Regions from separate parts of the Homo sapiens genome. Here region 2 is linked to region 1. Evidence: read pairs that join two places in POLR2A ChIA-PET (ENCODE). Cell type or tissue: PC-3. All regions are shown on one strand. Links, peaks and the distances in the headings refer to the core of each region. The heading gives the core; the rest is flanking DNA. Region 1 overlaps NMT1 (N-myristoyltransferase 1). Region 2 holds the start of GJC1 (gap junction protein gamma 1).

What was found. ChIA-PET counts read pairs that join two places held together with the same protein. Peaks named below come from ENCODE experiments on the same cell type or tissue, not always from the same donor. Only the 100,000 strongest peaks of a DNase experiment are listed, where the experiment ranks them.
Region 2: POLR2A ChIA-PET joins it to region 1 with 13 read pairs; 3 of 35 experiments call an interaction of 5 or more read pairs at or near these places.

The regions. Positions count from the first base shown.
Region 1 is chr17:45,082,487-45,097,674 of GRCh38, forward strand. NMT1 (N-myristoyltransferase 1) reads left to right here. Exons shown (of 12, transcript NM_021079.5): 3 at 4,022-4,166; 4 at 11,199-11,317; 5 at 13,708-13,799; 6 at 14,642-14,758. Among named protein-coding and RNA genes, the nearest start is that of MIR6784, 24 kb to the right of the region's middle. RefSeq lists an enhancer at 8,238-8,739. In PC-3, for the core only: no CTCF peak of the experiment used is centred there; a DNase peak (open chromatin) is centred at 10,605; H3K27ac peaks cover 2,298 bases.
Region 2 is chr17:44,826,843-44,842,030 of GRCh38, forward strand. It overlaps GJC1 (gap junction protein gamma 1), which reads right to left and starts at 3,445. Exons shown (of 3, transcript NM_005497.4): 1 at 3,220-3,445. RefSeq lists a silencer at 2,758-3,047 and enhancers at 3,103-4,076, 4,077-5,050. In PC-3, for the core only: no CTCF peak of the experiment used is centred there; no DNase peak of the experiment used is centred there.

The sequences.
Region 1 (15,188 bases), core at 3,809-11,808:
CATGAGTCCCACAGAGTCTTTCTGAGTTCTACTCCATGAGAACCACTGGCCTAAAGGCTTACAACCTGAGAGTGATGCACTGGCATGAAACCCAGAGATATGGGTAAGGATTGTTTTGTTTCTTAAATAAAACAACATTACAAAATAAAACAATTGCAGGTAAGTGTTGTCTTCTTCAAAGTAGGCTGACAGAGGCAGGGGGACAACTCAAACATATTCATAATTCACCTTTTAAAACTGCCTCTGAGACCTGGGGTGGTGGTTTATGCCTGTAATACCAGCACTTTGGGAGGCCAAGGCGGGTGGATCACCTGAGGTCAGGAGTTCAAGACCACCCTGGCCAACATGGTAAAACCCTGTCTCTGCTAAAAATATAAAAAATTAGTTGGGCGTGGTGGCAGGCGCCTGTAATCCCAGCTACTTGGGAGGACAAGGCAGGAGAATCGCTTGAACCCAGGAGGCAGAGGTTGAAGTGAGCTGAGATCACGCCACTGCACTCCAGCCTGGGCAACAGAGTGAGACTCTGTCTCAAAAAATAAAAATTAAGTGGCCAGGCATGGTGGCTCACGCTTGTAATCTCAGCACTTTGGGAGGCCAAGGCGGGTGGATCACGAGGTCAGGAATTTGAGACCAGCCTGGCCAACATGGTGAAACCCTGCCTCTACTGAAGATACAAAAAAAAATTAGCCAGGCGTGGTGGCACGCACCTGTAATCTCAGCTACTCAGGAGGCTGAGACAGGAGAATCACTTGAACCCAGGCGGCAGAGGTTGCAGTGAGCCGAGATCACGCCATTGCACTTCAGCCTGGGCGAAAGGGTGAGACTTTGTCTCAAAAAAAAAAAAAAATTAAAAAAAAATTTAAAAAAAGGAACAGCCTCTGAAACAGTTTATAAGCCTCGCAAAAATCCATATTCATTCCAATATACCCACACTTTGCTGTATGCCTCAAATGTTATGCCTCAGCTTGAATCTGCTACCTTATTGAGATATGACTTCAAGTAATTTTTTTACTATTTCCAATATAAAACCCGCTATGAAAAAATACCATTATTATTTAATACCATGTTGCACTTCATTTAAATTAGCTCCAAACCATCACCATCCCTACAAGGTAGGTAGGGGTCTTCCCTTTTTATTCATTTAATTTATTTTTGAGACTCTGTCATTCAGGTTGGAGTGCAGAAGTACGAACATGGCTGACCGCAGCCTCAACCTCCTGGGCTCAAGCAATCTTCCCACCTCAGCCTCCCGAGTAGCCAGGACTACAGGTGTGCACCACGACACCCAGCTAATTTTTTTATTATTTGTAGACATGGGGTCTCCCTGCATTACTCAGGTTGATCTCTAACTCAGGCTCAAGAGATCTGCCTGCCATGGCCTCCTAAATTGCTGAGATTACAGGAGTGAGCCATCACACATGGCCGAGAATTTATTTAATAAACTGCAAGGGGAAGAAAATTAAAATGCCACTTCCCAGGCCTAAGCAATATGAACATACTGGTTTATATTCTTTCTTTCCTTTATAATCTAAGTGAAAAACAGAAAACTAAATAAAAATATTAGAAGAAAATGTATGTAGTTTTATTAATCTAAGTCTGACATAGGACCCAGAAGCCATAAAACAGAAATTGACAAATTTAAAACTTTGTAGAAGTCAAAAGATAAACAATAATCTGGGAAAATATTTGCAACATATGTATTAGTTTAAAATAATTGAATGAATAGGCAGTTCAGAAAGAAAAAATGTGTAATCAGTAAATAATAAGATGGTTAAAGTCATAATGGAAGAAATGACCATTAAAGCAATAATTATTTCTCTTAGATTGGCATAGATTAAGGCTTGGTAAACTTTTTTTTTTTTTTGCGAGACGGAGTCTCGCTCTGTCGCCCAGGCTAGAGTGCAGTGGCGCAGTCTTGGCTCACTGCCAGCTCCACCTCCTGGGTTCACGCCATTCTCCTGCCTCAGCCTCCCGAGTAGCTGGGACTACAGCCGCCCGTGACCACACTGGCTAATTTTTTGTATTTTTAGTAGGGACGGGGTTTCACTGTGTTAGCCAGGATGGTCTCGATCTCCTGACCTCGTGATCCACCCGCCTCGACCTCCCAAAGTGCTAGGATTACAGGCGTGAGCCACCGCGCCCGGCCACTTTTTTTTTTTTAATAGGGACAGGGGTCTCACTATATTGCCCAGGCTGGCCTTGAACTCCTGGGCTTAAGCAGTCCTCCCGCCTCAGCCTCCCAAAGTGCTGGGATTACAGGTGTGAGCCACCAAGCTCAGCTGAGGCTTGGTAAATCTAATGGTGAGGGTCAGGAGCTACTCTCATACACTGTTCGTTGGATTACTGATAGTCTCTTTTTAGAGAGCAAATTGATGATAAATCATTTCAAAAGTGCATACCTTTTGACCCAGCAGGCCTCTTTCTTAACTTCATCCTACAGAAATATATATCCCAGTGGGTAAAAATAGATGTATAAGAAAATTTATGCTGGGTGTGGTGGCCTGTAATCCCAGCATTTTGGGAGGCTGAGTTGGGCAGATCGCTTGAGCCCAGGAGTTCGAGGCCAGCCCAGGCAACATAGTGAGACCCCGTCTCGACAAAAAAACAAACAAAAAAATTACCTGGGCCTGGTGGCACACGCCTATAGTTCCAGCTACTCAAGAGGCTGAAGTGGGAGAATCCCTTCAGCCCATGAGGTTGAAGCCGCAGTAAGCCATGATTGTGCCACTGCACTCCAGCCTGGGCAACAGAGCGAGACCCTGTCTCAAAAAAAAAAGAAATTCACTGCAACATTGTTGTATTACTAAAGAACAAAATCACCAAAATGCCCATGAGTAGGGGGCTGGCTAAATATACTGTGGTCCATACATACAGTGGACTTGGTAGAATGGGTAGGTCCAGGTGTTTTCACCTGGAAAGGTCTCTAAGACAGTCTTTAAAGAGCAGTTTGTACGATAATATTATATGATCCAATTTTAGTTTTTGAAAAGTGTGTGTGCATTTGGAACTTGTATGCAAAAAAGTCTGGAATTATATTTGCCTCTTCTCACCTTCCCAAGTGAAGACTATTGATCACAAAGATTATATTTGGGGGATGGGATTGTGGGTGTTTACTTTCTATGTGTCTTACACATTTCTGCATTGTTTGAAATTTACATTGAGCATGTATTACTTTTGCCATCAAACAACATAAGACTAATAAGGGGAGAAACCCTGCGGGCAGCACCCACCCATCATATAGCTCATTGTCAACCACTTTTTCTCTGGTTGTAATGACCTCTGGGATTAGGACAGAGGAACCAAACCCCTTCTTTGAATTGTACCCTTTAACTCTTTTTTTTTTTTTCTTTTTTGAGATGGATTCTTGCTCTGTCACCCAGGCTGGAGTGCAGTGGTGTGATCTTAGCTTACTGCAACATCTGCCTCCCAGGTTCAAGCAATTCTCGTGTCTCAGCCTCCTGAGTAGCTGGGATTACAGGGACACGCCGCCATGCCTGGCTAATTTTTTGTATTTTAGTAGAGACAGGGTTTCACCATGTTGCCCAGGCTGGTCTTGAACTCCTGAGCTCAGGCAATCCACCTCCCTCGGCCTCCCAAAGTGCTGGGATTACAGGCATGAGCCACTGCGCCCAGCACTCTTTTTTTTTTTTTTTTTGAGACGGAGTCTAGCTTTGTCGCCCAGGCTGGAGTGCAATGGCGCCATCTCGGTTCACTGCATCCTCTGCCTCCCAGGTTCAAGTGATTCTCCTGCCTCAGCCTCCCAAAATAGCTAGGATTACAGGTGCCCGCCACCACGCCTGGCTAATTTTTGTATTTTTAGTAGAGACAGGGTTTCACCATGTTGGTCAGGTGGGTCTCGAACTCCTAACCTCAAGTGATCTGCCCGCCTTGGCCTCCCAAAATGTTGGGATTACAGGCATGAGCCACTGCACCCAGCTCCCCTTAACTCTTGAACTCATAATTAATCAAAAGTCTTACTAACATAATGGGCCTTTTTTCTCCCCAACTTTGTCTTGTCCAGATGAACTCTTTGCCAGCAGAGAGGATCCAGGAAATACAGAAGGCCATTGAGCTGTTCTCAGTGGGTCAGGGACCTGCCAAAACCATGGAGGAGGCTAGCAAGCGAAGCTACCAGTTCTGGGATACGCAGCCCGTCCCCAAGCTGGGTATGTACATGCTTGCTTTCTTTGCCAGGTCAGGGGCGAGGGATCTGCCTCAGCTGTGCCTTCATGAGGGTTTCATGCTGAATTACTGTAGGGAGGGCAGTAGAGTCCTGGAGTTCCTTGGTAGTTGTTTTCAGAGGGTGGTTTTTAAAAATGCAGCATAAAGACTATCATTCAGAGACCTTACCATTTTATAGCAGCACACCTTGAGAACAAATAATGATTCTTGCCAACAGCACTGGCTCACACCTATAATCTCAGCACTTTGGGAGGCCGAGGTGGGAGGATTGTTTGAGCCCAAAAGTTCGAGACCAGCCTGGGCAACATAGACCTTGTTTCCACAAAAAGTAAAAAAAAAAAAAATAGCCAGGCATAGTGACATGCACCTGTAGTCCCAGCTACTCAGGAGGCTGAGGTGGGAAGATCACTTGAACCTGGGAGGTCAAGGCGGCAGTGAGCTGAGATCACGCCACCGCACTCCAGCCTATGTGACAGGAGTGAGACCCCCAACTCAAAAAACGAACAAACCAAAAAACCCAAAAAAAAAACAAAACAAAACTATTGGCACATGAAGAGTGGGAATGTCTGCCCAGAGGTCTTTTTTCCACTTAGGTTTATAGAGACTTTGTCTTGTTTGTCTGGGCACATGTTTATTCCTGGAATGGGCAAAGTCCCCAGCCTCTTCCCCTTTGTCTCCTAGCCAATGCATGCTTACTAAATGCAAAGTGGTTTGAGATTTTGCTTAGCAGTGATGGTTCAACAACAGGAATACTATATATAGATTTCATTAGCACCCCTTAAAAAAGCTATAATGAATTGCTAAAGGGGTGGAATAGGCAGAATATCTAAAAGGATTCTGGAAGGGACTGGATCCTGTTAGACGTGCCTGCCAAGACTGAGCCAAGCCAACCTTGATGGCTGACTTCAGGACTCAGCTGACAAAGTTTCTGAAGTGGTTGTAACATGATTCTGGACCCATTGGTGGCCTAGTTCCTGTTTTCTTTGTGACTGGGAAAGTAAGTATGTTGAAAAAAACATATTCCAACACCAAATGTAAATGACTTTCAGCTTGTCCACATTACTGCTCCCCTCCAGAAACACAATGAGACTTCACTAGTATGTTCGGTGCAGAGGAGGAGGGTGGGGCAGGGCCAGACAGGGTAGGGCTAAAGACTGGTGAGGTGAGGAAGGCAGCTGTGCCCAAGGAGATTTGTTTGCTGCAGAGGTTGGGAGCAGCTAATCCATGAGGCCTGCAGACCTGCAGGATGGGCATTGCCTAATTGCTAGTAGAAATGCAGTTTGTCGGGCCCCACCCCAAAGCTGCAGAATCAGAACTGCCAGAGGATTTCTGTCCACTTTGAAAGTTTGAGAAGCTCTGCTCTAGAGCGGATGCAGTTCTTAGAAGCTTGGTCACAATAGAAGCAAGCTGAGGAGGTGCATCCCCACGGGTGAGGGAGAGCAGAGCACTGCCCAGGTGGACAAGAGGGGTGCTGATTCCCCCATCACCGTGTGTGTTTGGCTGCCCTCATCGGCCAGGTCCCAGGCCCACTGGCTAAGCCCTCCAGCAAGGCTTTGGGCCACAGGGTAGGGTCCCAGTGACCAGTTTCTCGCTGAGGAGCAGGAAAGATGCAGAGAGCCACACATCTCACCTCTGAATGAAATCCCTGATGAGGTGTTGTGTGGTGGCTGCCATGTATCTTGGCTCTGTTTTCAGATGGCATTTTGGAGTTTTGGTTTGATTTTATTTTTCCTGAGGAATTTGCAAATGAGTAACCTTGCTACATTCTTCACAGATAGTGGCACTTGGGAAAGAGGCAGATTGAGGCTGGGCGCAGTGGCTCACGCCTGTAATCCCAGCACTTTGGGAGGTCGAGGCAGGCGGATGACCTGAGGTCAGGAGTTCGAGACCAGCCTGGCCAACATGGTAAAACCTCGTCTCTACTAAAAATACAAAAACTAGCTGGGCTGGTGGCATGGGCCTGTGATCCCAGCTACTTGAGAGTCTGAGGTGGGAGAATCACTTGAACCTAGGAGACAGAGGTTGCAGTAAGCTGAGATCGCACCACTGCACTCCAGCCTGGGCAGCAGAGCAAGAATGCATCTCAAAAATGAATTTAAAAAAAAAAAAAAAGAGGCAGCTTGGGATTAATTTGCTTCTGTTCCTCTTCAGCCCAGCATACTTTGTTTTCCTTTCACCTGTAAATGTAGAAAGTGCTTCAGTTTAGTTCTCAGAAAGCTCAAGAGAAAACCACACAGTTGCTCATACGGGCCCTGACACTTTGAGGAAGGAGGAACAAGGTCTGGTTTTATTTCTTCTGGCTTTGCCTTCTGTGCAGTGTGTGGTGTCGGACTCCATGGAAGAGCAGTCACCCTGAGCATCTGACTAGTCTGCCTTTGAGGTCCAGGGTCAGTCAAGCCCCAGTTAGATTCCTGTGTTTGTGTCAGCCTGTAAAAAGTGCCACCTTGGCAGGCGTGTTAGCCTGCATGGCTGAGGCGTCACCCTAGTTCTGAGTTTTCTCAGGGGTGGTGGTACCTACAGCTTCTTGCCCTAATTTTTTTTTCACTTAATTGGAGGACTAATGATTATAAATCTCGTGCATATCAGCTGCACTGTGTTTTTACAGTACTCTCCACCTTCTTGGGAGAGTTTTAATTAGATGGTATTCCACTAAAGAAACCTACAAGTCTCTCTGATTTATTTATTTATTTATGAGACAGAGTCTCACTCTGTCGCCCAGGCTGGAGTGCAGTGGCGTTTTCTCGGCTCACTGCAACCTCTGCCTCCCAGGTTCAAGCAGTTCTCTGCCTCAGCCTCCCGAGTAGTTGGGATTACAGGTGCCCACCACCACGCCCGGCTAATTTTTGTATTTTTAGTAGAGACAGGGTTTCACCATCTTGGCCAGGCTGGTCTTGAACTCCTGACCTCGTGATCCACGTGCCTTGGCCTCCCAAAGTGCTAGGATTACAGGCATGAGCTACCGCACCCGGCCCTCTCTTTTATTTTCTTGAGACAGGATCTCGCTCTGCTGCCCAGGCTGGAGTGCAGTGGTATGATCATGGCTCACTGCAGCCTTGATCTCCTGGGCTCAAGCAATCCTCCCACCTTAGCCTCCTGAGTAGCTGGGACTACAGGTGCCTGCCACATGCCTGGCTAATTTTTAAATTTTTTGTGGAGACATGGTTTCACTATGTTGACCAGGCTGGTCTCAAACTCCTAGGCTCAAGCTGTCCTCCTGTCTTAGCCTCCCAAAGTGCTGGGATTATAGGCGTGAGCCACTGCACCTGACTGAGACCTGCAATTCTTTAGAAGCTTAAAATTATCCTAGGTTTACCATGGAAAGGCCTTCTTAGGCCGGGTGTAGTGGCTCAATGCCTGTAATCCCAGCACTTTGGGAGGCCAAGGCAGGAGGATTGCTTGAGCCCAGCAGCTCAAGACCAGCCTGGACAACAGGGAAAGACCTCGTCTCTACAAAAAAATTTAAAAATTAGCCAGACATGGTAGCACATGCCTATGGTCCCAGTTTCTCAGGAGACTGAGGTGGGAGGATCGTTTGAGTCCTGGAGGTCGAGGCTGTAGTGAGCCATGATCGTGCCACTGCACTCTAGCCTGGGTGACAAAGCGAGTCCCTGTCTCAAAGATTAAAAAATAAATAAATAAAAATGAAAGGCCTTCTTAGCAGAAGTGTTTTAGTCTGTGTAACAACTGTAAGAGCCGCAGATGAACTTTTGATCCCCCACTCGAGATCATGTCGTTCTTCTTTTTAAAGTCACCCCTTTCCCACTCATGTCAACGGAAGCAGTATCCTTTTCTGTCTTTGGTCAGTGGAATGCAGTGTGGCCACTCTGTTTTAAAAAGTCACTATCAAAGGGAGGATGTGCACTCACCTGGTTTCCATGGGTCCCAGAGAGAAGCTTCCCCTCTCTTTTTCCTCTCCTTGGCCTTTGTTTGGTTTAATGTTTTCCGCATCTCAGACATTCTCATTTCTCCGAAGTCCTTCACAGTTGCACCGCATTGCTTAGTTTTGGGTCTCTGATGTTTGATGTCATGGAGAGAATTTTGAGGGAAGAGTGTGCAGAAAGAAACCCATTGAAAGCTCAGGGTTTTCTTTAAACTTCCAGATTCTTTTAAAGCAAGTTCGAAGTGTCATCCTTAGTCATTTATTGGTTCATGTTGGCCTTGAGAGAATCAGCTGCATTCTTGCTGTGCTCTGCAGAGCAGCCTTCCACCCCTGCTCAGCAGGAGGTACTCAAAGGCCATTGTAAGGGAGAAGGCAGGCTGCTCCCCACAGAGCAGGACAAGCAGAGGCCATGATGCTGGCACCACACCGAGGACAGCACAGGAGCCTTGGGCTGCTTCTTGGCATCGAGGGCACTCCACAGTGGGAGTCTAGTAAAAGTGGCTGCTCCCTTTTCAGTGTTTCCTGTAGCTCTACTTTTTCACACCCACCCTGCCCCACATAGTCCACCTGCAGCCTGGCTGATTCCTAATTATCCTTGAGGTCTTGTCGTTAGATATTTCCTCTGAGAGGTCTTTCCTGACACACACACACACACACACACACACACACACACACACACACACACACACGTCCCATAGCACCCTGTACTTCATTCTTACTGGCCCTCACCATGCCGGGTGGCATGTGCATCCTTGCTCATCTCTTTGGTGTCCATGATGGTGAGGACCTGTGTCTGTTTCATTCGCCAGCCCCTGCCACAGAACTGGCACATTCTAGGATTCAGTGAACACTTGGTGAAGGAGTGAGTGAATGGAAGTGCCTGTTGCGTGTAGGACCTAGTAGCCAGCCTAAATGAGAAGATTTAGCCTTGAGGTTATTTTAGTACAATAGGGAAGACCATCAGTATTCTTGGCCATGGAAATAATTCAGGGGGAAAAAAAGAAGGTTCTGAAGTGTATAGGAAAAGGTATAAATTCAATACAAGTTGGGAAATTAGCACCTAGATAAGACTAGAGGGTCTGGCCCTCAGTTTTGTAGGCTCAAAAATGTTTTTTTAATATACATAGCTGTCAGTTGGAAGCGGATTGACTTAAATTCACAAGAGCTACTTTATGAATAATCAAATGGTGGGTTTTGGCTGGGCGCCGTGGCTCATGCTATAATCCCAGCATTTTGGGAGGCCAAGGCAGGAGGATCACTTGAGTCTAGGAGTTTGAGACCAGCCTGGGCAACAGTGAGACCTCATCTCTATGAAAAATAAAATTAGCCAGGCGTAGTGGCGCATGCCTATAGTCCCAACCACTCGAGAGGCTGAGATGGGAGGATCGTTTGGGCCTAGGAGGTCGAGGCTGTAGTGAACCAAGGTTACGCCACTGCATTCCAGCCTGGGCAACAGAGCAAGACCCCATCTCGCCAGTCATGAGTTTCCTAACTAGGGAAGAAAAATATGACCTCTCTCCCAAGCAAACCTGTTGGGAAGCCTGATTACCAACAGAGCAGGCTGCTTCCCTGTTGTGTGTCCCTGCACTTTCCAGATCCTGACCTGCAGCACGTGGATAATGACTCATTTATTTACTATTTCCCCAGAAGATGGTATGTCTCATGAGGACAGGGACTTGGTCCTTTTTCCTGCTGTACACTAGGGGCTGGCATGGTCACTGAGTCACTGGTGCACGGTTGGTGCTCAGTAATGTGTCTGATGGAAGAGGGTGAGATGATCAGTGCCAGCGGTGGTGTCGTGTGCTGCAGCCTGATGCAGCCCTTTCCACCACACTTGCCCCACAGATTATCATTCTGGGAAGGTCTAGAGCTTCCTGTTACATGTTAGAATGAAATGTTTGGACTTTGGGAGGCCGAGGCGGGTGGATCACTTGAGGCCAGGGGTTTGAAACCAGCCTGGCCAACATGGTGAAACTCCATCTCTACTGAAAAAAAAAAAACAAAACACCAAAATTAGCCAGCGTGGTGGCGGACACCTGTAATTCCAGCCACTCGGGAGTCTGAGGCAGGAGAATTGCTTGAACCAGGGAGGTGAAGGTTGCAGTGAGCCAAGATCGCACCACTGTACTCCAACCTGGGCGACAGAATGAGACTGTCTCAAAAAAAAAAAAAAGAAAAGAAAAGAAAAAAAAAATATTTGGGATCAGGAGTCTGAAAGTCAGTAAAAGCATGAATTGAGTGCCTAGTCTATACAGAGCCCTTTGCTAGGAACACTGTTACTGGGTTGGTCCCTTTTGAAGACTCCATTTTCCAAAATGCACTAAACATTGCATTCTTCCCAGTGTAAACATGAGTGAGCCCATTGTAGAACCGAAATCATCCCAAGGGCCAGAATTCAGTGGTGAATCTCTCAGCATATATGAGTCCGATTGAGCTCTGGATAGGAATGAGGGCTGTGTCTTTGGAGCACTCCCCACATGCTCCCACAGAGGAGGGGCCTATCCTGCTCAGGGAGGGGATGTTGTGTCAGGGTGACTTCCCGGCAGCACTATGTAGACTTGGTGATTCAGCCCAAAGGCACTTGCAGGACTCTAAACACTGAGGGCCTGAGTTGGCAGTAGCAGTTAACTGGCTCACGCTGCTGAAAGCCAAGGCTGGCAGGGCCACGATTGAGCCTGGCGCCTAGAAGCCATCATCTGGTTCAGAAATGGGCCCAGTACATTGTTGTTGCTGTTGACACAAAAGCAGCCTTGTTGTGACTCCTTACAAACCCATCCAGACTGATGGGCCTGGGCCAGGGCCCTGACAGCACTCTTTACACCAACCAGGAGGCAGGAAGCCAAATTACTAAAGATAAATGTTTGTCATTCAGTGACCCAAGGGAGATTTAAATGGATTTCCAAAACACGAACCACCTTGGATCCCAGTGATTGTCCTGAGGTTTTGCCATGAATTGGCCCTCAGTTAGGGGCTAAGGGTAGCTGGAAAGACGGTTTGCAGTTGCCAAGCACAGAATGTTCTTCAGATAGAGGGCTCCTAGGGACAGGAGGAATTTGCTCTGGTTGAGTTTTGAACTGAGCCCTTTACTGCCCCGAGGGGGCAAAGGGTGAGGCTCACAGCTGTGCTCTTCTTTCAGGCGAAGTGGTGAACACCCATGGCCCCGTGGAGCCTGACAAGGACAATATCCGCCAGGAGCCCTACACCCTGCCCCAGGGCTTCACCTGGGATGCTTTGGACCTGGGCGATCGTGGTGTGGTGAGTGGGCCCTCAGAAGGTTACACCTGCGGGTAGGAGCCACTTTCACAGTAAGCCCTGCAGTCTCACCTAGACTACGTTTACTCGAGCCCTAGAGAGCTGAGCCAAGGAGGTCTGAACAGACTCCCGTCTGTAACTTCCTGGGGCATGGCCAAGACTCCACATAAATAGCTCTTAGCTTTTCTGGCAGGTTGGAAGTTAACCTCTGTAGGTCCCCGATGTGGATACCTGTTTTTCATTTATTCTTTTTTGTTCATTCATTTCCTCATTTTCTTTCTAGTCTGTCTCCTGACTGGAGCAGCTGGGGCTGCTAAATGAGGCCCTGTCCTCCCCTTTCCACCCCGGCCACCCAGAGCCCCTTGTTTTGACCTGAGGGATTTATTTCCCTTATAAAGAATGATGAAAATGTCGCCGGGCGTGGTGGCTCACACCTGTAATCCCACCGTTTTGGGAGGCTGAGGCAGGCGGATCATGAGGTCAGGAGTTTGAGACCAGTCTGACCAACATAATAAAACCCCATTTCTACTAAAAATACAAAAAATTAGCCAGGTGTGGTGGTGTACGCCTGTATCCCAGCTACTCAGGAGGCTGAGGCAGGAGAATCTCGTGAACCTGGGAGGGGGATGTTGTAGTGAACTGAGATCTCACCATTGCACTCCAGCCCAGGTGACAGTGCGAGACTCTTTGTCTCAAAAAAAAAAAAAAGTCAACAGAATTTTTTTTTTTTTTGAGATGGAGTCTCGCTCTGTTGCCCAGGCTGGAGTGCAGTGACACCATCTCAGTTCACTGCAGTCTCTGCCTCCTGGGTTCAAGCGATTCTCCTGCCTCAGCCTCCCGAGTAGCTGGGATTACAGGTGAGTGCCACCACGCCCAGCTAATTTTTATATTTTTAGAAAAGATGGTGTTTCACCATGTTGGCCAGGCTGGTTTCGAACTCCTGACCTCAGGTGATCTGCCCATCTTGGCCTCCCAAAGTGCTGGGATTACAGGCAATGAGCCACTAGGCCTGGCTTTTTTTTTTTTTTTTGAGACAGAGTCTGGTTCTGTTGCCCAGGCTGGAGTGCAGTGGCGCGATCTTGGCTTACCCCAACCTCCACCTTCCAGGTTCAAGTGATTCTCCTGCCTCAGCCTCCCAGGTAGCTGAGATTACAACCATCTGTCACCATGCATGGATAATTTTTGTATTTTTAGTAGAGATGGGGTTTCACTGTGTTGGCCAGTCTGGTCTCGAACTCCTGACCTCATGATCCACCCATCTCGGCCTCCCAAAGTGCTGGGATTACAGGCATGAGCCACTGCGCCCAGTCTTTTTTTTTTTTTTGAGATGGAGTCTTGCTCTGTTGCTCAGACTGGAGTGCAATGGCACAATCTTGGCTCACTGCAACGTCCACCTCCTGTGTTCAAGCAATTCTCCTGCCTCAGCCTCCCCAGTGGCTGGGATTACAGGTGTCTGTCACCACGCCAGGCTAATTTTTTTATTTTTTAGTAGAGATGGGGTTTCACCACATTGGCCAGGCTGGTCTTAAACTTCTGACCTCAGGTGATCCGCCCACCTCAGCCTCCCAAAGTGCTGGGATTACAGGCTTGAGCCACCACACCGGGCCAACAGAATTTTTTAATACCAAAGTTGGGCCAGCAGATGGAGATAGCTGAGAAGGCAGAAAAAGGCCTTTGTGGTTGGGTGTGGTGGCTCACACCTGTAATTCCAACAATTTGGGAGTCTAAGGTGGGAAGATCGATTGAGCCCAGGAGTTCAAAATCAATCAGCCGGGTCAATATAGTGAGACTGCCCCCGCTACAAAAGAAAAAAATTTAATAATTAGCCGGACATGGTAGTATGCCCCAGTAGTCTCAGCTACCCAGGAGGCTGAAGTAGGAGGATCGCTTGAAACCAGGAGTTGGAGGCTGCAGTGAGCCATGATCACACCAGTGCACTCCAGCCTGGGTAACAGAGTGAGACTCTATCTTGAAAAGAAAGGAAAAAAGGCCTTTGTTTGGGCCAGATGGTAAAAAATCAGACAAGGTGGGAAACAGCAGTGACTCTCCGTGGTAATTCCTTGACTAGCTTCGAGAGTCGTCCCTCTATAGCACTTCACAGAAGTTGAGACCAGTGGCTCTCCATTGTTGATGGCGCAGAATGATGAAGTGGTTGGTTAGTTAGGTGGCATTCTCGGTCTGCCACTCTACCACGTGATGGCTCAGTTTTCTACTATAACTAGGGTGTTTGCTCCAAGAGTTCCTACCATGCCAGGGGGCAGAAGGATTTGTGAGACTCCACGTCGTTTTTGGTAGTTTGCTTCATCCTTCTGAAAAGCCTAGAGCCCCAGGGTATTGGAGTTGGTCTACTACCTGGCAGAATACCTCCAAGTGAGCTGCTTATTTCTTTACAGCTAAAAGAACTGTACACCCTCCTGAATGAGAACTATGTGGAAGATGATGACAACATGTTCCGATTTGATTATTCCCCGGAGTTTCTTTTGTGGTAAGTTGTGGGGGCTTTCTTGAGGTTCTTGAGAGGAAGGCATAGAGCAGATCCACCAGAGGGCACCAGAGTTTTCATCCCTGCCAGGGGCCAACCTTTGAATGGCAAATTAGTGTGTCATTTTTGAGTTCCTGCATCTGAAGGACACTTGCTTTCATTAGCACTTAGAATTGCAGCCTTGTTTAAGACAATTGACTGGGTGAGGGAGACCTTCGTAGAGCTAGTACCCAGGGAAGAGGTATTCATTGTCTGGTGACTTTATATAAGAAAGGAACGGGCATGAGACCTACTAAGACTGAAAGAAAAGAAGGCACATTTTCTATCTAGTTCCTGAGCATGCTCAGTTGTATAGCCTTGCCTGGCTGAGCCATCCACCTGCCCAGGCCACGTTTAATATCCAGGAAGAGAGAGGCATGGGCCGAAATGGAGAGGGACTACCTGAAAGGGAAGGAAGAATTTGTACCAGAAAGAGGGAGACAGGACACCAGAGCTCCAGGGTTGCCACAGTCAGCTCTCAACCATGGGACCCACTGGCCTCCGAACCAAAGATGCCAGTACCTTGGTTCAAGCTGTCAAAGTGAACACAGAAATTGGATCAGGCATGAAATCCTCAGTATGATAACCTTGGGTTGGATGAGTAACTAGGCCAAATGGGATGAGCAGCCAGAAATGGTGATGGCTCGATTCTGTGTGTCCAGGAGGGCTTGGCCCTAAAGAGAATCCAGCTATTAACCCTCAGGGAGGTGGTAGCACCAGGTCCGAACCAAATTTGGCTGTGGAGCCCAAGCGGCTTGTCCAGCCTGCCGGCAAGCAGCACAACCACCCCAGCCTCTCTTTTCCAGGGCTCTCCGGCCACCCGGCTGGCTCCCCCAGTGGCACTGTGGGGTTCGAGTGGTCTCAAGTCGGAAATTGGTTGGGTTCATTAGCGCCATCCCAGCAAACATCCATATCTATGACACGTAAGCACCTGCACCTACCCCCACCCCCCACAACACCGCCATCCTGCTTGGTCTGGGAGAGAGTAGAAAAAGGCTGCACAATGTGCCCCATGAAAGGAAGAGGGAAGGTCTCAGGAAGGGAGGATGCCCAGGTGCGGGGACTGCAGATTCATCCTAGGAACCACCTGTTCTGCTCAGAGTCCCAGCCAGCTCCCTTGTTTGTGGCCCAGGTTGGAAGGAGCCCACCCTGAGGCCTGGTGTGCCTGCTCAGCAGAGGCTTGTTTTTGTTTTTGTTTATTATTTTTTACATTTTATAGAGGCAAGGTCTTGCTATGTTGCCCACGCTAGTCTCAAACTCCTGAGCTCAAGTGATCCACTCACCTCTGCCTCCCAAGAGTGTTGGGAATATAGACGTGAGCCATTGTGCCTGGCCAGAGGCTTTTCTTAGTCT
Region 2 (15,188 bases), core at 5,404-13,403, 250 kb before region 1:
TCTTATTTCAACACAAACTGAACTCATCAGCTGTAGCAGTATGTTGAAAAACAACTGTTGCCATTCAGCTGATATTAACAGCTCAGAACTGTTTTCTATGTCTAAATTTCAGGTTAACGATATCAGCCAAAATCTATCTTCTCATACCTATTCTCAAAGGAACGGTCTTACAAAACTAATAATCTGGTCGAGTGCGGTGGCTCACACCTGTAATCCCAGCACTCTGGAAGGCAGAGGCAGGCGGATCACCTAATGTCAAGAGTTGGAGACCAGCCTGACCAACATGGTGAAACCCCGTCTCTACTAAAAAATACAAAATTAGCTGGGCATGGTGGGGCATTCCTGTAATCCCAGCTACTTGGGAGGCTGAGGCATGAGAATCACTTGAACTCGGGAGGCGGAGGTTGCAGTGAGACAAGATAGCACCGTTGCAGTGAGACAAGATAGCACCATTGCACTCCAGCCTGGGCAATAAGAGCTAAACTCCGTCTCAAAAACAAACAAACAAAAAAAAAAAATTCCTGCTTTTTCTTTGCCTAAATTTTTATCAAATATTTTGAACAGAAGCCACATGTATTTCTACACTACAAGAAAAGCATAAGTTCAGAAATAAGTAATCATACCCCCTAGTCAAACTTAACTATAGGAAGGAAGGACAGGACAGGACAGGAAAGGAGGAGAAAAAAGAAATTAGCTGGGTATACTCAGGAGGCTGAGGCAGGAGGATGGCTTGAGCCCAGGAATTTGAGGCTGCAGTGTACTATGACAGCCTGGGCATCATAGCAATGTCTTTGAAAAAAAAAAGGATGGCCGGGCACGGTGGCTCACGCCTGTAATCCCAGCACTCTGGGAGGCCGAGGCGGGAGGATCACAAGGTCAGGAGATCGGGACCATCATGGCTAACATGGTGAAACCCCATCTCTGCTAAAACTACAAAAAAAAATTAGCCAGGCGTGGTGGCGGGTACCTGTAGTCCCAGCCACTGCACTCTAGCCTGGGCGACAGAGCAAGACTCCATCTCAAAAAAAAAAGGAAAAGGAAAAAGAAAAAAGAACACACCTCACCAATTTTGAAATGTGAACATACAACAAATAAAGCAATATTTTTTGGAACTCATCACTTTGCATTGAATTAGGCATGGAACAAACACTAAGCATTTGTTAAGAGAACGATGCTCTGGATTTAAATTATATATCCTGTATTCTAAGATCCTCATTACTCAATTGATAGGCAAGCCTGGACCTGGGGGGAAGTGGACTAATCAGAAACACAACCCTGCATTCCTTCCCTTTGGCTGACTTATACAAATATAAGAATAAAATTTAATTGACAAAGGATAACAGCATTTATAAGTAAGATTGTTATGCTGGAGATATGTTAATTAAGTCCTCTGGATTAAAGGCTAAAACTCAATTTTACCTGCATGAATTGATTACAGAGAAAATTACCAGGTCCTTTGCTCCTTTTTAAGAGAACTGTGGTAGAACTTTTTAAGAGAACTGTTTCTGGTAGAAAACAATTCTTAAGTCACACAACCTCAAAAGTTAAAAGTGCTGGCTTTTGAAGAGGTTGTTTGAAATGCTTTGGAAAAATGCACAACAGTTTAAGTAGTAAATAATATTAAGCCATTACAAATCAGGACAAATATTAACAGACCTTCCATACAACTTCTATGTATCTCTTCAATATGCCCTTTGCCTACAGCACTCTGGGCACAAAAATCTGGGGAAAACTAAGATCTGTTTATTGGAGCTTTTTACCTTCTACCCAGAAAAGTTAGTTCGTGTTTAATTCTGACATTACACAGTACTTAAGACATTCAAAGCAACTGCAGTGATACAACTCTATGCTAAGTTTTTTTTAAATCAGTAAACTTAACCCACAACTCACAATATTTTAATCAGGAGCTCTGGAAGTAAGGGTATTTTTCTGTTTTTTTCCATACCCTCTGAGGTTGAAATTTTTTTGCTCTTTTACTCTGAATAATACCTAAACCCTCTCTAGGGAGAGAAATATTTTATTCCTAAATGACATTATTAACGCATTTTTCTACAGATATTAAAGTACTGGAGATATGCTGTTTCCTGCTTATCAGGAAATTAAAATCCCTTTCATTTATGTAGTTTGATTTTTTATAGCGCTTTCACATATATTCACTTGAACGTATACACGACACAAACATATAACAAATTTAGACTTATCAGGCATACAAGATGACCCTCAGCCTGAACTTATTCAAACTTAACTTACTCGATTTCACATCGTCTTGATGCTAACAAAATTAAGCATGAGCATAATGAAATCGGTATCACTGCCAGTTCTCAATGAACAAAAAGAAAACCAAATTCGCCCATTTCGCAAAGGAAAAGTACTCCCAATCAGACAATCGCAAAAAAAAGAACAAAATCTAAACCATACATTCACGTACATCTTTTCAACTCAGAGCTCCAAACGCAGCCGCCAACCACACAACTGCCCACAATCACAGCGGTAGCGCCTACTCTTAATTTTGAAGCTAGAGACTTAAGGAAACACACACACACACAAAACAGTTCTCAAGTTTGACAAAGTGGGGGAAAAGTCATTTTAAGTAAAGACAACGAGTTAATCAGGAGGCGATGAGCCCAGTCCTTCCGCCCCGCTTTCCCGCTTCCAGCCCTCGAACGAACCCTCCTCTAACCCCCGGGAGGCAGGAGTTCCAGCGGGGAGATGCGGGAAGCCTCAGACGAGCCCGCACGCCGCCGGAGACGCAGGGATCGAGGTCGGGGAGACAAAGAGCAGCCCGCGAAGAGCCCGGGCGGCGAGGGGCGGCCCGGCTCCGCCCTGCGCCCCTAACCGCCCGGGTAGTTGTCGGCACCGCCGGGGCGCCGCCGAGTGCGCGCCGCTTCTGTCCGGGCTCCCCGACCGTCGCCCGACACCTCCGCGGCCCAGGACACCCCCGAGCCGTTTCCCTCCCGATTTGGGAGCCGCGCGCCTGGGGACAAAGAGGGAGGGTGCGCCGGGGACAGTGGCAGGACGCGGGCCGGCGACGCCCCTCCGGACTCGGCGGGAACCCCTCGGCGGCGCCCCCCTCCTTCTCCCGCTCTGGCCGCGCTCCTCCCCGGACCTCCGGAGGTTCTCCTCGGCCCCTCCCCGGGCTCCCCAAGAGTTCTCCCGCCTCCCCCTGGGACCCCGCCCCTGGCCCGCTTCTCCTCAGCCGGCCCTGCGGCCGCCCCTCACCCGGCGGCGGGTTCCCCCGGAGCCGCCTCCTCCGCCGGGCCTCGGCCCGTCCCGCCGGTCGCGGCCTCATGTGCCCCGCGTCGCCATCGCCTTCACCCTCGCCTCTCCTCCACCTCCTCCGCCGCTGCCGCCTTCGCCTCAGTCTCCAGCCGAGGCAGAAGCCGCTCCCGCCGCTGCCGCCGCCGCCGCCGCCTCCCGCTCCCGCCGCCGCGACCCGCGGGAAGGCGCCTGCGCACTGCGCGCTGCGGTGGGGGCGGGGGCGTCCCGCCGCGGCCCGGGAGCGGGGGGCGCGCGGCACGTGGCGCTCGAGTGGGAGGGGGGCGCCCCAGAACGCGCGGGAAGCGACGCGAGCGCCAACTTTCCGCGGTCGAGTCCTCGCCGCTCTCTCGGATAGTCCGGGACGCGGCGGAGGCGCGGCGCGCGTGGGAGTCACCCGCGTGGAGTCTGGACCCCGGGTGGGCGCAGACTTCGCTCCGGACAGTTCATTCTTCCAAGCTGATTTTCGGGCGAGAGTCCCCCGCCAGCCGCGCCTCAGTTTGAGCGGGCCGCTAACGGCGCCGTGGGTTCTCGCCTTACCTGGGTATCCTGGGTTGGTTTAGCGGGCCCAGAGTTGTCTTCTGCGCGCTCCGCCGAGGCCTTGGTCCATTGTAGCACGGGATGCTAATGTCTCCTCCCAGGTTCTGCTCTACAATTCCTCGAGGATCTGGCGGGCCCTGCGTGGATCTAGCTAGAGTCGGGGCTCTTAGCAGTGCTCTAGATACTTTTCAGGTCCTGAACTTCTCGGATTAGCAAGACCCTAATAGGCTATTTCCTCTTAACTCTTTGCATCCCAGCAGGATCCCATTCAGAGGACTTGGGAAAAATTTTCATGCATAGGAATCCCCAGTTTTAAAATGCCCAGTAGGAAACCGAAAATTCTCCAAATGCTTTAAGTAGAGTAAGACTTTGGGTAATAAAGGAAGGCTCAGTAAAGAGATGGGCGACCTCTGGAATGATCTCATCTGAGCATCAGAATGCCGATGGACAGGCTTTTATTATTTTGCCCTTTTGACCAGAGGGGAAATTAAGCGCTAACAAGTGAGGTTACTTGCTGCAAGTCAAACTCCCCCACCCAAAGCCAAGCCCTAAGGGGTAGCCCCAGAGTGGAAATCTTGAAGGCTAGGCATCTAATGCACTGACCAGTTTTGTGTGGCCAGTATGTTTTCCAAAAATATGAATTAGTTACCAAAATATTAAAATCCAGATTTCTGGCCTCCCTAAAAAGTCAAAAGCTGCTTACTTTGAGCTTCTCTTTTCACATGGCAGCTCCTCTTGAGTCACCTTGTCCGGGTAGGCAATGTCCCCACTCAGCTGCTTAAATCATTTCATGACCTGCTTGGCCTCGGAGCATTTAAGTACTTCTCCCTGTGATTGCTGTAGTCTGTCCCCACGCCTTATCACATTGCCTCTCTACAGATGTATTTAAAATGACAAGTGTGGGATGGGCGCGGTGGCTCACGCCTGTAATTCCAGCACTTTGGGAGGCCTAGGCAGGCGGATTGCTTGAGCCCTGGGGTTCCAGACCAGCCTGGACAATATGGCAAAACCCCCATCTCTACAAAAAATACAAAAATTAGCCGGGTGTGGTGACGCGCACCTGTGATCCTAGCTACTCCAAGCATGAGGTGGGAGGATCGCTTGAGCCCGGGAGGTCAAGGCTGCAGTAAGCTGAGATAGCGCCACTGCACTCCAGCCTGAGCGACAGAGTGAGACCCTGTCTCAAAAAAATAAGTGAAAAAAATAAAATGACCAGGGTGAAAACTCTGAAAATACCTGGAAATAATAAATAGCATGTAACTAAAATAACACAGGAAACAACATCATTGTACCTGTTGAATAAAATATTAAAATTCTCACAGCCTGCAACTGTAAACTAGTACAAATAACTTTTTTGTTTTGTTTTGTTTTGAGGGAGAGTCTCACTCTGTCGCCAGGCTGGAGTGCAGTGGGCGCCATCTAGGCTCACTGCAAGCTCCACCTCCCCGGTTCAAGCAATTCTCCTGCCTCAGCCTCCCGAGTAGCTGGGACTACAGGCGCACGCAACCACGCCCAACTAATTTTTGTATTTTTAGTAGAGACAGGGTTTCACCATGTTGGCCAGGATGGTCTCGATCTCCTGACCTTGTGATCCGCCTGCCTCGGCCTCCCAAAGTGCTGGGATTACAGGCATGAGCCACCGTGCCTGGCCTAAATCACTTTGTTGTTGTTTTTGCAACAGAGTCTCACTCTGTCGCCCACGCTGGAGTGCAGTGGGGTGATCTCGGCTCACTGCGATGTCCGCCTCCCAGGTTCAAAAGATTCTACTACCTCAGCCTCCGGAGTAGCTGGGAATACAGGTGCCCGCCATCATGCCTGGCTAATTTTTGTATTTTTAGTAGAAAGGGGGTTTCACCATGTTGGCCAGGCTGGTCTCAAATCCTGACCTCAAGTGATCTGCCCGCCTTGGCCTCCCAAAGAGCTGGGATTACAGACATGAGCCACCGTGCCCAGCGGACTTTGCAAAACTGGCAATATCTACTGTTGAGGCTCAGAAAATGATTTCCCAGGGCGTGGTGGCTGTAGTCCCAGCTACTCAGGAAACTGCAGTGGGCTATGATTATGCCACTACACTCCAGCCTGGAAGACAGAGCGAGACCCCATCTCTTTAAAAAAGAAAGAAAGAAAACAATATCCCAAAGTATGGAGCTTTGGCGTGCTGAGTGCTTTGAACTAAAGGAGATTGGAAGGCCTCAGAAGCAAAGTCTCTCTCTGACCTTCTCCTGCCCTCCTGTCTCCCGCCCCTTTCTCCCCTGAAGCGAGTCATAGAAATAAAAATTCCTCTTCCCCAAGGCGGGTCATAGAAACTAGAACCCCTCTCCCCCAAAGCAAGCCATAAAACCAGAAAGGTCACTCTCCCCCTTCTCTCCTCCCCCTTGAAGACCCTCATTCCAGAGGAACCAGGAAGGAATACCCTGGAGGAAGGAATGTTACACTGGGAAGCCAAGAAGAATTTGAACCGACAAGCCTTGTTGGGTTCCCCGCTCAGTCTGTTAAATTAGATCATACCCCTTTTGTCTGATCACATTCTGCTTGTCCATTCTGCATTGAACCTAAGCATAAAAACAATTGTTCTAGGGTATTGAGGGTGTGTGTGTGTGTGTGTGTGTGTGTGTGTGAGAGAGAGAGAGAGAGAGACCGGGTCTCTCTCCATCACCCAGGCTGGAGTGCAGTGGCATGATCTCGGCTCACTGCAACCTCCGCCTCCCAGGTTCAACTGATTCTCATGCCTCAGCCTCCCAAGCAGCTGGGACTACAGGCGCACACCACCACGCCCGGCTAATTTTTTTTGTATTTTTAGTAGAGACTGGTTTTCACTATGTTGGTGAGGCTGGTCTTGAACTCCTGACCTCGTGATCCACCCGCCTAGGCCTCCCAAAGTGCTGGGATTACAGGTGTGAGCCACCGCACTCGGCCCTTTGAGGTCTTAATTTCCGAAGTCTCTTGTGTTACATAAAACTTTGGTTAAATAACTTGGTTATGCCCTTCTCTTGTTAATCTGGGTTTTGTTATAGGAGTGTCAGCTGTGATCCTTATGATGGATGAGGAAAGGTGTCACACCTTTCCGCCACTACACTACTAAAGCTGAACCTATGAATACACTATGCCTTTGGAATTCCATGGCAATTCCACGAAAATGTGTACAAATGTTCACCAAAATACTTGTACTAGAGTATTCATAGCAGCACTATTTATAATAAGTCAAAAAACTAGAAACTACCCAAAATGCCTGTCAACCGTAGAATGGCTAAATTGTGTTACGTACATTATGCTGCAATGAAAATGAACAATCTACATTTACACATAAGATGGATCTCACAAAAGTTTTCATTTACAAAAACTTCAAAAACAGACAAAACTGGCCAGGTGCTGTGGCTCATGCCTGTTATCCCAGCGCTTAGGGAGGCCAAGGTGGGCGGATCACTTGAGCTCAGTAGTTCAAGACCAGCCTTAGCAACATGGCAAAACCTTACCTCTACAAAAAATACAAAAATTAGCCAGGCATGGTTGCATGTGCCTGGAGTCTCAGCTACTCCAGAGGCTGAGGTGGTGAGGTGGGAAGATCACTTGAGCTGGGGAAGTTGAGGCTGCAGTGAGCTGTGATTGTGCCACTGAACCACTGCACCACTGCACTCCAGCCTGGGTTACAGAGCAAGACCGCGTTTAAAAAAAAACAAAACAACAACAACAAAAAAAAAAAACAAGCAAAACTAATCCATGCCGTTAGAAGTAGGGACAGTTGGCCAGGCGCGGTGGCTCACGCCTGTAATCCCAGCACTCTGGGAGGCCGAGGGGAGCAGATCACCTAAGGTCAGGAGTTCAAGACCAGCCTGGCTAACATGGTGAAAACCCATTTCTACTAAAAATACAAAAAATTAGATGGGTGTGGTGGCGCATGCCTGTAATCCCAGCTACTCAGGAGGCTGAGGCAGGAGAATTGCTTGAACCTGGGAGGCAGAGGTTGCAGTGAGCTGAGATCATGCCATTGCACTGCAGCTTGGGGCAACAAGAGCAAAACTCAAAAAAAAAAAAAAAAGAAGTAGTAAGGTGCAGTGGCTCACGCCTGTAATCCCAGCACTAAACCCCGTCTCTACTAAAAATACAAAAATTAGCTGGGCGTGGTGGCGCATGCCTGTAATCCCAGCTACTCCGGAGGCTGAGACGAGAATTGCTTGAACCAGGGAGTTGGAGGTTACAGTGAGTGGAGATTGTGCCACTGCACTCCAGCCTGGGTATAGAGCAAGGCTCCGTCTCAAAAAAAGAAGAAGTAAGGCCAGTGGGCTGGGCACAGTGGCTCACGCCTATGATCCCAGCACTTTGGGAGGGTGAGGCAGGTGGATCACCTGAGGTCAGAAGTTTGAGACCAGCCTGGCTAACATGGTGAAACCCCATTTCTACTAAAAATACAAAAAATTAGCTGGGCGTGGTGGTGTGAGCCTGTAATCCCTGCTACTTGGGAGGCTGAGTTGGAGGTTGCAGTGAGCCGAGATTGCGCCACTGCACTCCAGCCTGGGGACAGAGCAAGACTTGGTCTCAAAAAAAAAATTAGAAGGATAGTGGGCTGGGCACAGTGCCTCACACCTGTAATCCCAGCATTTTGGGAGGATGAGGCAGGTGGATCACCTGAGGTCAGGAGTTCGAGACCAGCCTGACCAATATGGTGAAACTCTGTCTCTACTAAAAATACAAAAATTAGCTGGGTGTGGTGGCATGCGTCTGTGAGAACTGCTTGAACCCAGGAGGCAGAGGTTGCAGTGAGCCAAGCTCCCGCCACTGTACTCCAGCCTGGGTGACAGAGTAAGACTCTGTCTCAAAAAAAAAAAAAAAAGAAAGAGAGAAGTAAGGAAGGATAGTGGTTACTTGGCAGGCAGGATAGTTACTGGAAAGGAGCATGAGGGGTTTTTGGGGGGCTGGCCTTGTTCTGTTGAAACTGCCTTTGCAAAAATCATGACAGTGAGAAAAATCTGACACAGGCTGGGGACGGTGGCTCATGCCTGTAATCCCAAGCATTTTGGGAGGCTGAGGTGGTGGATCACCTAAGGTCAGGAGTTCGAGACCAGCCTGGACAACATGGTGAAACCCCATCTCTACTAAAAATACAAAAAATTAGCCGGGCGTGGTGGTGGATGCCTGTAATCTCAGCTACTCGGGAGGCTGAGGCAGGAGAACTGCTTGAACCCAGGAGGTGGAGGTTGCAGTGAGCCAAGATTGCGCCATTGCACTCCAGCCTGGGTGACAGAGCAAGACTCTGTCTTAAATAAATAAATACATAAATAAAATAAAATAAAATAAAATACAAAAGAAGTAGCCGGGAGTGGTTGCACATGCCTGCAATCCCAGCTACTTGGCACGAGAATTGCTTGAACCCAGGAGGCGGAGGTTGCAGTAAGCAAAGATCTCGCCACTGCACTCTAGCCTGGGCAACAGAGAGAGACTGTCTCAAAAAACAACAACAAAAAGAAAAATCTGACACAGGAAAATTACAACAGTGAAAGAGATCTGACCTAACCGACTCCATCTTACTTTTAACCTCCAAGCTGCCCTTGTTCATTCCTGGGAATAGGCTGAGTTCTCCATGGGAGGAATTGACTTTATAATTTAATTTGGAAACAAAGACGATAAGAGTCCCTTCCCAAAATAAATCCCTTCTGCCTGGGGACCAGACTGCCTTTGTAGAACTAGCAAATCAGCTATAAGATTAGAAATTAGGGGCCAGGCCGGTGGCTCACACCTGTAATCGGAGCACTTTGGGAGGCCGAGGCAGGCGGATCACCTGAGGTCAGGAGTTCAAGACCAGCCTGACCAACATGGAGAAACCCTGCCTCTACTGAAAATACAAAAAAATTAGCTGGGCGTGGTGGCGCATGCCTATAATCCCAGCTACCCGGGAGGCTGAGGCAGGAGAATCGATTGAACCCGGGAGGCAGAGGTTGCGGTGAGCCGAGACCGCACCGTTGCACTCCAGCCTGGGCAACAAGAGTGAAACTCCATCTCAAAACAAAAAAAAAAAATTAGAAATTAGGGCTCAGGAGTCATGCAGCCAGAGGCCATGAGATTCCTAACCTCAGCCGGGCACGGTGGCTCACGCCTGTAATCCCAGAACTTTGGGAGGCCGAGGTGGGTGGATCACGAGGTCAGGAGATCGAGACCATCCTGACTAACAAGGTGAAACCCCGTCTCTACTAAAAATACAAAAAATTAGCCGGGCGTGGTGGCGGGCGCTTGTGGTCCCAGCTACTCGGGAGGCTGAGGCAGGAGAATGGCGTGAACCCGGGAGGTGGAGCTTGCAGTGAGCCAAGATGGCGCCACTGCACTCCAGCCTGGGTGACAGAGTGAGACTCTGTCTCAAAAAAAAAAAAAAAAAGATTCCTAACCTCTCCAATTGCTCCTTTGCTCCTATGGATGACATTACTATTATAAAACCCGATATTGGCCAGCATGGTGGCTCACGACTGTAATCCCAACGCTTTGAGAGGGTAGGGTGAGTGGAGCACATGGGCCCAGGAGTTCGAGACCAGCTTGGGCAATATGGTGAAACCCTGTTTTTACTAAAAAAAAAAAAAAAAAAGATGTAGCTGGGCGTGGTGGCACACATCTGTAGTCCCAGATACTTGGGAGGCAGAGCAGGGAGGATCTCCTAAGCCCAGGGAGGCTGAGGCTGCAGTGAGCCATGATCACACACTGTACTCCAGCCTGGGTGATAGAGTGACAGCCTGTCTCAAAAAAAAAAAAATCCTGAGATTGGTATGAGATATTTTTTCAGATCCTGCATTCTGAGGCACCAGCTGGTGCCACCCAGATCAGTAAACTGGCTCAACTAGTTCTGGATGCCACCCAGGAATGGAAGACAGCTTCAACCCCCTATGATTTCATCCCCAACCCAACCATCAGCATTCCCCACTCCCTAGCCCCCTGCCCGCCAAATTATCCTTAAAAAACCCTAGTCTCTGAATTTTGGGGGAGACTGATTTGAGTAATAAACTCTAGTCTCTCATGTAGCCACCTCTACATTCATTAAACTCTTTCTCTATTGGGAAAACCTGCTGTTTGCAGTGCATCAGCTTTTCTGGGTAGCGGGCAAGATGAACTCTTCAGGCAGTTCACTGTTCTTGAGCTGGGCGCTGAATACACAGGTGTGTTCAGTTAGTACACTGACCTGCATACTTGGTTGATTTGTTTTCTTTTTCTTCTTCTTTTTTTTTTTTTTTTTTTTGAGATGGATTCTCATTCTATCGCCCAGGTTGGAGTGCAATGGCGCAATCTCAGCTCACTGCAACCTCCGCCTCCCAGGTTCAAGCTATTATCCTGCTTCGGGCTCCTGAGTAGCTGGGGGCTACAGGTGCGCACCACCACACCTGACTAATTTTTGTATTGTTAGTAGACGAGGTTTCACCATGTTGGCCAGGATGGTCTCAAACTCCTGACCTCAGGTGATCCACCTGCCTCAGCCTCTCAGAGTGATGGGATTACAGGCATGAGCCACCGAGCCTGGCCTGTTTGTTTTCTTGAGACAGAGTCTCACTCTGTCACCCAGGCTGGAGTGCAGTGGCACCATCTCGGATCACTGCAACCTCCATCTCCCGGGTTCAACTGATTCTCCTGTCTTAGCCTCCTGAGTAGCTTGATTACAGGTGTGTGCCACCACACCCGGCTAATTTTTGTATTTTTAGTAAATACAGGGTTTCACCATGTTGGCCAGAAGTGATCTTCCCCCTGCCCCACCGCTGCCCCCCCTCCCAAAGTGCTGGGATCACACGCATGAGCCACCACGCCTGGCTGAGCTGCATACTTTTGATGGTGTGCTTTTCTGTGGCATATTAAGACAAATGAAAACCTTTAGGCCGGACGTGGTGGCTCATGACTGTAATCCCAGCACTTTGGGAGGCCGAGGTAGGCAGATCACAAGGTCAGGAGATTGAGACCATCCTGGCTAACACGGTGAAACCCTGTCTCTACTAAAAATACAAAAAAAATTAGCCGAGTGTGGTGGCGGACGCCTGTAGTCCCAGCTACTGGGGAGGCTGAGGCAAGAGAATGGCGTGAACCCGGGAGGTGGAGCTTGCAGTGAGCCAGCCTGGGTGGCAGAGCGAGACTCCGTCTCAATAAAAAAAAAACCTTTAAGGTCAGGCACAGTGGCTCATGCCTATAATCCCAGCACTTTGGGAGGCCAAGGCGGGTGTATCACATGAGCTCAGGAGTTCAAGACCAGCCTGGCCAACACAGCAAAACCCTGTCTACTAAAAATACAAAAAAGTTAGTCAGGCATGGTGGTGCATGCCTGTAGTCTCAGCTACTTGGGAGGCTGAGGCAGGAAAATGGCTTGAACCCAGGAGGCAGAGGTTGGTTGCAGCGAGCCGAGATCACACCACTGCACTCTAGCCTGGCAAGAGAGGGAGACTGTCTCAAAAAAAACCTTTAAAATGGTATTAAAACATTTGATTATATATATATATGTGTGTGTGTGTGTGTGTGTATATATATATATATAAAACTATAAATATATAAATGTATTTTTATATATACAAATGTTCATTAGGTATTATTTTCCCATAGATTCATGAATGAATCTGGAAGGGAAAACTCCCCATCTTTTATTGTTGCCTATTTTTTTTTTCTTTTACTTTTTGTTTTCTTTGAGACAGGGTCTCACTCTGTTGCCCAGGCTGGTTGCAGCAGCGTGATCACAGCTCACCACAGCCTCAACTGCCTAGGCTCAAATGATCCTCCCACCTCAGCCTTCCGAGTAGCTGGAACTACAGGCATGCGCCACCATGCCGGGCTAATTTTTTTTATTTTTAGTAGAGACAAGGTATCCCTATGTTGCCCAGGCTGGTCTCGAACTCCTGAGCTCAGTCAATCCTCCTGCCTCCCCCTCCCAAAATGCATTGCGTATTCTTTCTTCCTAGAGATTGGGAACAATACATTCATTTACTTTCCTTTTTTTTTTTTTTTTGAGACGGAGTCTCACTCTCTTGCCCAGGCTGGAGTGCAGTGGCGCGATCTCGGCTCATTGCAAGCTCCGTCTCCCGGGTTCATGCCATTCTCCTGCCTCAGCCTCGGGAGTAGCTGGGACTACAGGTGCCCGCCACCATGCCTGGCTAATTTTTTGTATTTTTAGTAGAGATGGGGTTTCACCGTGTTAGCCAGGATGGTCTCGATCTCCTGACCTCATGATCCGCCCACCTTGGCCTCCCAAATTGCTGGGATTACAGGCGTGAGCCACCGCACCGGGCAATACATCTACTTTCTAATTTGTTACCTTATTACCAAGCCACCAAGCCTGCAGCTCTGTCTCCCTTCTGATAGAGCAACGTTTCTTTTTTTGTTTTGAGACGGAGTTTTGCTCTTGTTGCCCAGGCTGGAGTGCAATAGCGTGATCGCAGCTCACTGCAACCTCCACCTTCTGGGTTTAAGCGATTCTCCTGCCTCAGCCTCCCTAACATCTGGGATTACAGGCACGAGCCACCACGCCCACTAATTTTGTATTTTTAGTAGAGACAGGATTTCGCCATGTTGGCCAGGCTGGTTTCGAACTCCTGACCTCAGGTGATCCACCCGCCTCAGCCTCCCAAAGTGTTGGGATTACAGGCGTGAGCCACCATGTCCGGCCACTTGTAGATACTTTAAAAAACAAGTAGGCTGGCCACGGTGGCTCACGCTTATAATCTCAGCACTTCGGGAGGCCAAAGTGGGAGGATTGCTTAAGCCCAGGAGTTTGAGACCAGCCTGGGCAACTTAGTGAAACCCTGTCTCTACAAAAAATGTAAAAATGAACAGGTTTTGTGGCCTGCACCTGTAGTCCCAACTACTTGGGAGGATCGTTTGAGCACAGGAAGTTGAGGCTGCACTCTAGCCTGGGGCTGTACTCTAGCCTAGGCAACAGAGCAGAGCAAGGCCCTGTCTCAAAAACAAACAAACAAACAAACAAAAAACCCCCAAAAAACCCCAAAACCTAAAATATAACCTAAGGCTCTTGTCTTCTAGTCAAGACTTCTTTCTCTCCTCTACCACCTTGGCAGCTAGTGATTTCCTTTAATCCCATTACTGGTGGGGAAACTGAGGTCAGAATTCCAGGGTAGAGGCTCTTGGGCCCAGGCATTCGCCAGGATATGGAGCAAACCAGGGTGTCTGCTACAACGTGAGCTCCCCGAAGGCAGGGGCACTGTGTCCCAGCTCCTGGAACAGAGGCCAGCAAATTGTAGGTACTTAGGAAGTATATGCTGAGTGAATAAGTGAATGAAGGCTCACCATCCCTAGAAGAAGAAAGACCACTGCTGGAGGGAAGGGGAAAAAAGCTGTAAGTTTCAAACAGGGAAATGGATCTCATTTCCAGCCTTTGGCAGAGAGTGGTACAGCTGGGTGCTATGAGAACCACATCACTTTTAATCCACATGGGGCTCAGGCAGGAAAGGATCAAAACCCAATTTGAGAACTTGAGAGTCGCCCTGGGGCTCTGTGGTTTGGGAACAGTAGGGTCAATCTGAAGGCTGCAATGTGTCACTATTTCCATTACACACTTTCCAGGGTCCCCACTTGGCTGGTAAACTCAGAGCAGATTCTTCTGTCTTGAAAGATGGAAAGAGGCCCAGAGAGGTAAATTTTTTTTTTTTTTTGAGATGGAGTCTCACTGTGTCACCCAGTCTGGAGTGCAATGGTGGATCTCGGCTCACTGCAACCTCTGCCTCCTGGGTTCAAGCGATTCTCCTGCCTCAGACTCCTGAGTAGCTGGGATTACAGGCGCACACTGCCACGCTTGGCTAATTTTTTGTATTTTTAGTAGAGATGGGGTTTCACTGTTCTCCAGGCTGGTCTCGAACTCCTGAGCTCAGGCAATCCACCCGCCTCAGCTTCCCAAAGTGCTAGGATAACAGGCGCTCATGAGCCACTGAGCCCGGCCCAGAAAAAGTTTTGAGAATGCTGCTTGTTGGGAACAGGGGAGTCCTGCCTGCCCCAGACTGGCTGGATAGTAAGAACTGTTAAAGAAGTTATTGATTAGTCTTGCCAGGCGCGGTGCCTCATGCCTGTAATCCCAGCACTCTGGGAGGCGGAGGTTGGTGGATCACGAGGTCAGGAGTTCGAGACCAGTCTGTCCAATATAGTGAAACCCCATCTCTGCTAAAAATTGAAAAAAATTAGCTGGGTGTGGTGGTATGCACCTGTAATCCCAGCTACTTGGAAGGCTGAAGCAGGAGAATCACGTGAACCCAGGAGGCGGAGGTTGCAGTGAGCTGAGATCACGCCACTGCACTCCCGCCTGGGTGACAGTGTGAGACTCTATCTCAAAAAAAAAAAAAAAAAAAAAAGAGAGAGAAGTTATTGATTACTCCTGCTAATGGGAGAGAGGTATTAGTGGGAAACACCACCCTCCCTCTCCACTAATCCCAGCAGTTTCA